Linked DNA regions of Homo sapiens: region 2 is linked to region 1. The links are chromatin contacts, found by Hi-C in ENCODE. All regions are on one chromosome and are shown on one strand. The core of a region is the stretch at or near the end of the contact, and the rest is flanking DNA. Distances in the headings are between cores, read along the strand shown.

Evidence for each region. Hi-C counts contacts between places; a loop is a spot of excess contacts on that map. Pooled maps may share reads with other maps.
Region 2: a pooled map shows a loop between it and region 1 (8-fold over the local background). The contact joins the promoter of GPR101 here to the enhancer-like site in region 1. A Hi-C loop is called at or near these places in 2 of 37 single-sample maps with no recorded cell type and 5 of 50 pooled maps.

Annotation. Positions count from the first base shown.
Region 1 is chrX:136,708,790-136,712,171 of GRCh38, reverse strand. All of the region lies in intron 7 of ARHGEF6 (Rac/Cdc42 guanine nucleotide exchange factor 6), which reads left to right. Among named protein-coding and RNA genes, the nearest start is that of CD40LG, 62 kb to the right of the region's middle. Within about 2 kb of position 1,656, at least 7 of the 41 ENCODE cell types and tissues checked have a DNase peak (open chromatin) inside an H3K27ac peak, as active enhancers do.
Region 2 is chrX:137,032,000-137,035,742 of GRCh38, reverse strand. It overlaps GPR101 (G protein-coupled receptor 101), which reads left to right and starts at 1,748. Exons shown (of 2, transcript NM_054021.2): 1 at 1,748-1,941. RefSeq lists an enhancer at 3,648-3,743.

The DNA.
Region 1 (3,382 bases), core at 407-2,906:
ACATCACTGCATTCCAGCTTGGGAGACAGAGCAAGACTCCATGTGAAAACAAACAAACAAACAACAACAACAACAACAAAACCAAGCAAACAAAAGAAAAAGAAAAGAAAAAATATTGTGAGAAAAATTCTCCCCTTTTCCAAATTATACTTGTTTAGTTATAATGCCTTTGTTCTTGCTAAATTTCCCACTTGTTTATTCTCCTGGCACTATGGAAATCTACTTCAGTATGAAAAAATTTTCTATTCCTGTGTTGTAAGAGTTTAAACATGATCAACAACAAAGTGTTTTTTGGGCCAGGTGCAGTGGCTGGCTGGGCACGTTGGCTGACGCCTGTAATCCCAGCACTGTGGGAGGCCGAGGCGGGTGGATCACTTGAGGCCAGGAGTTCAAGACCAATCTGGGCAACATGGCGAAACCCCATCTCTACTAAAAATACAAATTAGCTCGGCTTGGTGGTGCGCACCTGTAGTCCCAGCTACTTAAGAGGCTGAGGCAGGAGAATCGCTTGAACTCGGTAGGCGGAGGTTGCAGTGCGCCAAGTTCATGCCACTGTACTCCAGCCTGGGGGACAGAGTGAGACTCCATCTCAAAAAAACAAAACAAAACAAAACAAAAAACAAAGTATTTTTTGTTATTATCATGTGAAATATGAAGTGTTCTGTGAATCATATTTCTTAGAGCTGAAGTAAATCTGTAAATCATTGGGTCTAGTATCCTGGGAGAAATGACTATCTCTATTAAATAGAGAAGAAGCTGAAGTCCAGACAGGTTTACTGCCTTGCCCATCCCACAGCCAGTACATGGCCAGGCTGGAGCCACTGTGCCCCCTGCTGCCAAGTGAAACATGCTTTCTGTTTTCTGGAAGTGACAGGCAGAGGAGATGGAAACTGAAGTGGTAACTCTGGGAGGGGAGACGGTAAGATTTTAAATGAAGGAGAGGGACTGATTAGTGATCAAGAAACAATAAGAGGATTTAATGAGTTCTTTTCCTTTGGCTAAATACTCAGTAGTGAGATTGCTGGATGGAATGGTAGATCTACTTTTAGCTTTGAGAAAACTCTGTAGTGCTTTCCAAAGAGGCTGTACTAATGTTAGTACTAATGTACTAACATTCCCACCAGCAGTGTGTAAGTGTTCCCTTTTCACCACATCCACACCAACATCTATTATTTTTTACTTTTTAATAATGGCCATTCTGGCTGGGCGGAGGTGGTATCTCATGGTTTTAATTTGCATTTCTCTGATGATTAGTGATACTGAGCATTTCTTCATATGTTGGTTGGCCATTTGTAAGTCTTCTTTTAAGAAGTGTGTGTTCATGTCATTTGCCTGCTTTTTGATGGGATTATTTGTTTTTTTTTCTTACTGGTTTGTTTGAGTTCCTTGGAAAAGAGTCAGGGCCAAGGAGGTGAGAGACCTGAGTCAGACCTGTACTGTTCCTAAATGAATTCAGAATGCAGTGATAGTAAGTTTCCATTACTTCTCACTATCTTGTCGGCCCCAAAGTGATTTGAGCAAACCAGACTGACTATTATCTGATCGTGAAGGGGCCAGATAAGCCCCCAGTCAAGTTCAGGTAAGGCCCCAACTTAAGTTCTCACTGCTCTGAGAGAGCAACAACCAGGGAAGTTGGTTGGCTAAAGGTTTCACTTTAGAATAGGGGTTTTCCAGCTTGTGATTCAGGATGGCATTACAGCAGAGGAACTGGCAGTTTTTTATTCTCTCAGAGTTACTGGTAATGTTTGTTTTGGTCTTCTTCCCTTTCTTTCTTAGTCAGCAAAAAAATATTCTCTTGGGAATACTCCCCTGGTATTCTATATATATATATATATATATATGTATAATATATAATATATATATTATATAGCATATACAATACACTCCACCCCCAGGCTGGAGTGCAGTGGTGAGATCTCGGCTCACTGCAACCTCTGCTTCCCAGGTTCAAGCGATTCTCCTGCCTCAGCCTCCTGAGTAGCTGAGACTACAGGCATGTGCCACCACGCATGGCAATTTTGTATTTTTAGTAGCGATGGGATTTCGCCATGTTGGCCAGGCTGGTCTTGAACTGCTGACCTCAAGTGATCTGCCTGCCTTAGCCTCCCAAAGTGCTGGGATTTCAGGCGTGAGCCACCACACCCGGCCTAGTGTTACTATACACTTAAGGAGAAGAACATGTGGCAGACATGGGCTTTTTTATTTTTTGACAGAGTCTTACTCCATCACCCAGCCTGGAGTGCAGTGGCACGATCTCAGCTCACTGCAACTTCCGCCTCCCAGGTTCAAGCAATTCTTCTGCCTCAGCCTCCCGAGTAGCTGGAATTACAGGCGACTGCCACCACACTCGGCTAATTCTTTGTATTTTTAGTACAGACGGGGTTTCACCATGTCGGCCAGGCTGGTTTTGAACTCCTGGGTTCAAGTGATCCACCCGCCTCGGCCTCCCAGAGTGCTGGGATTACAGGCATGAACCACCACGCCCAGCCCAACCTTGGCTTTTTAAACAAATCTTCAGAAACGTTTTCTCCCAAAAAGTGGTTAAGAGCATGGACTCTGCAGCTAGAATGTTTTGGTTCAATTTCTGTCTTTGGCATTTCCTGGCTTTGTACCTTTGGATGATTTGCTTAACCTCTCTATGCCTGGGTTTCCCCACCTGTAAAATGGAAACAGCACTGGCATAATACCTACCTTAAAGAGTTATTGTAAGGTTAAAATAAGGTTTTAATTGTAAAATGCTTGTGTAAGTGTTCAGTGCTCTATGAGTGTTGACTCTTGTTATTATTATCACTTACTGTTTGGTAGGGGAGGAATGGATAAGAACATTCTTCATACAGAGGCCCTGGATAAAGTGGTTCAGTTTGCCTTTATTTGACTTCACTCTACTCCAGAAACAAACAAATCAATACTATTTTTTTCCTCCTACTTCATCTCATAAAGATTTCCTTTAATTGATGTATGAGCATTTTAGTTTAGGAGAAAGTTGATTTTGCTATTTTTTCTTGTGTATTATATGAGCATATATAATATCTTTCAATTACTGTTCCAGTTCATCCAGAGGAAGGTACTCAAGAGTTTTTTACACTTATTCACAGCTATGATGTATTTTTATCTATTTGTATACTTCAGTATTAAGCACTTGTTTTAATTTACCTGTTGCTTTATAAAATACCTAATTGTCCCTTACGACCACTCCATTTCTTTAGGATCATTATTCTTATTATATAAAAGAAAATCAAGGGGAGAAGCTTAAGAAGCTGCCTAAGACAATAGAGTTGTTATAAATTAAAAAGCAAAAGTTAAAATATAGGTATTACCTCCCTTTTATTTACCATATATTAGCAAACTATTAGCCAACTAGACTACAATAGATAACTACATG
Region 2 (3,743 bases), core at 499-2,998, 320 kb before region 1:
CCATGGCCAGCACGAAGCTAGGAATTAATAATAACTGTGAGTGATTATCACGGAAACTGTCTCTAGGAAAAATGACCAGGTTTTTACCATTCAACCTTGGGGAGATAAAATCAGGCATAGCAGAAAAAGGACAAATGATCTAAGAGCAAATGCAGGACTCCAGATCCAAAGAGCATTCTTGAGGCCCGATTATACACCTGTCTCATCTCCCTGTCTCAGAGGCAGGTGACGAGAAGGGGAGGAGGTATCTCCATCCAGCCCATCAACCAACTCCAAACCCTGTGCTCATTCTAGACCCTCCCCAACACCTCCTTGCCCTTATTCCCTGTCAATTTGCCTCTCTGTAGGTCTCTGCTTGCCCCGCTCTGTTGGACCTGTCAAGACCCTCTTTGTCTCCTGCCACAGCCTCCCTTCAGCTTTCTCCATCCAACACCAGCCCTGATTTTAGAATATCGCCCTACCTAAAACCCACCAATGAACAAGAATGGCAAATTATTTACCCTTGTGAAGGCTGGGTAATAGGAACATGGAGGATTATTTTATTATTCTCATTACGTTTGTGTATGCTTGAAGTCTTTCATAATAAAACGACTCTCCGACGACCTCCAGGGATCTCAGGGTAAAGTCCGAAGTCTGCAGACTGGCATTCAAGACCCCTCAGGATTTGTCTCTACCCAGTTTAACCAGCTAACCTCCTGGCACTCACCATGCTGCAGCCTGTTTTCCCAGCCTTTGGAACTCAAGTCTCTCTTGCAGCCCTAGTTTTACCCCATGCATCTTCTTTTTACAGAACACATTTCCCCTTGTGCCCTGCCTAGAAAACACCTCCTAATCCCTTGGAAATCTAATGCAAATGATCCCTGGTCTGGGTCACCTTCCCTACCTTCTGGGGGCAGGGAAGAGGGGGCCTCCTCAGTCCTGATATACAACAAATACCCAGTATGTGTTTAGGAGAGACCAGAATGTCTTGGCTAATAGAACGTGTGCAATATTTACTTGAACTTAGGCAAGTAGGGTAATCTTTCTTGGCTTCTGCTTCTGTCTCTATAAAATGAAGATAATAGCGGTACTTATCTCACAAGGCTGGGGTAAAGATTCAGCGGTATTCTCTGTGTAAACAGTTTAACACAGTACCTGGCAGAGAGAGGGGGAGAAAGAGGGAGAGAGGGAGAGATGCTGACTGACTTACAGACAGACATACTTCAATCAAAGAATATAGTGGGTAATTATGTGGCTTGTCTTAAATGAAATGCTTCCAAATCCCACAGGGAAAGCACTGCCGCTTAGCTCTTCCTGGGAGCTAGAGAAATTCGTGGAAAATCGTTGACATTAAAGTCACGATTCCTTTCTCGGGCTCAGGGGCTATTCATACTTTGGAGGGTTTTCAGAAGTCGAGGGGAGTCCCGGGCCCTCCTATTTGGAAGAATCGGAAGGATAGTGCAGGGTCTGTGCCTGGGAGCTGGCCCGAAATCAGGGGGCTAGGAAGGCACGGGGTTTGCACGAAAATCAGCCCCGGTGACAATCCCCAGTCTGTGAGCTCTCGGTGGACTCGGGGCCCCAGGGGTGGGAACCCGGAGTGAGAAAATCTGAGTGGGGTCTGGTGCACGGCCCCCCACCTGCCAGCCCCGCTCCCTGGGCTGCGGCGGCCTCGTGCGTCACGGGCGCAGGCGGGGGCCGAGGGGAGGGCGGCACCGCAAGGTGAGGGCACCGCGCTGCCTTAAGACGCCGCGCGCCCCCGCTGCCTCTCAGAGCTTGCAGCGCGGCGCGCTGGCCGGACGTGCGGGCACAGACGCTGTGCCCCGCTCCTGCCGCGCCCGCAGCGCCCGCTGCCCCGTGCCAGCTCGCAGCCGCCCGAGCCCCGAGAGGCGGCCGGGACGAGCGCGAGGAGCCCCGAAGGACCTGCACGCGGCGCCCGCGACGCCACGTCTGCAGCAGCAACAGGTAAGCAGCCCGGCCCTACTCCGGGCTCCGTGGCCCCCAGCACCCGGCAGGGCCCCGAGCCTGGGAGCCCACGACGCCCCCTCTGAAGCGTCCCGACGGCTGCTGAGCTACCAGGCGCGGTGGCCCGCGGTGCGGCCCCTTCTCGCCTTTCCCTAGCCATCCTCCCGCCCTCGCGTTTTCTCTCTCACTTTTTCTCGTGCGTTCTTTTCCCCCTTCCTCTCCATTCTCTCGTTTTTTCCTCATCCTTTCCCTCTTCCTCTGCTTGTTCTCTTTTCTTATTATTTTTTGCTTTTTCTGTCTGCGTCTCTCCCAGTCTGTCTTGCTCTCTCATTCTCTCTCACTCTCACGCTCCCATTTCTTCTTTTTTCTTTCTTTCTCCCTCTCTGTTGCTCACATTCTCTCTGTCTCTCTGTATGTATCTCATTCTTTCGCTGTCTCTCATTTCCTTTTTGTCTCTCTGCCTCTCAGTCTCTCTCGCCCTGCCTTTCTGACTCTCTCCACCACCCTGCACCCCTGCCTCTTTTGCCTTTCTCCCCAGCTCCTTTCCCACTCCCCTCGGCTGTCACCGACACCAAGCAGATCCGGAGAAAGCAAAGAGGATGCCAAATTGGGAATGGGGATGGGGCTGTGGAGGGTGAGGGTAGGGGAGCTCAATAGGCATCCTCTCTGCATTTTCCAGTCTCCATTGCACTGCTGATAAACTAAGGGTTTTTTAACCAAAGCCCGCGGTGGCCGGGGCGGCAGGTGGTTTCCACGGCAAAATAAAGTCCACAGGGAGACAGAGATCCAAAGAGACAGAGATCCAGCCAGAGAAAAACCAAGGTGAGGGGCCATGGGAAAAAGATGTAGAGAAATAGAGATGCGCACACACTCAAAGATACAAAGCAAGTGTTTAGCCAGAGTCCTGGGGTGACAGGAAAGTGAAGGACAGAGAAACCAACGAGAGAGTGCACACACTAAAGAGATAGCTTGAGAGACAGGTGAGACAAGCAGTAGAGTGTTAGAGATCAATGGAGAGAGAGGCAGAGTAATGCAGAGAGAACTTAGGCAGGGAGAGACAGAAACCACACGGAGAGACACAGAGACAAGAGGGTCCGAGAAAGACAGAGCAAGCGCACACGTGCCAGTGAGAGACAGAAGGAGACACCCAGAGAACCCGAGGGAGACGCAGAAACAAGAGAGTTGGAGAGACACGGAGACGGGCAGAGACACAGCGAACGACATTGAACAGGTGCGCTAGGGACCCACAAAGATGAACTGCTGGGGAAATAGACTGAGAGAGAAATGGAGAGACAAGAGAGCACTAGGGAAAGACGGAGACACACATGAACTAGCGAGCGACACAGTGACAGGCAGAGACACAGAGAGACAGAATGGATCAGAAAGAGACTGAGGGAGAGACGGGCAAGACTGTGAGAAAGATAGGGAGCGAGAGCGCAAGCCCTGCAGAGAAAGTGCGCTAGCGAAAGAGACACACACAGAGAGACTGAGTGACAAACAGAGTGGAAGAGATAAATGAGAGTAACAGGAAAGAGACAGCGTGCACGTGCTATCGAGAGACGGAGAAACAGAGACAGACATAAGTGAGAGACAAGGATGAGAAAGAATCAGGAAACGGTGAGACACATACAGACACACAACCCGAGAGATAAAGAAAAAAAGTGCGCTAGCGAGAGACACTGGAGAAGAGACAGAAACTGACGGTCGTAAACAGACAGAAACAGAGAGCGCACGCGCATGCGCTAGCGCTAGCGACCAAAACTCCCCGGAGCCAGAGACAGTGTGAGAGACAAGCAGAGAAA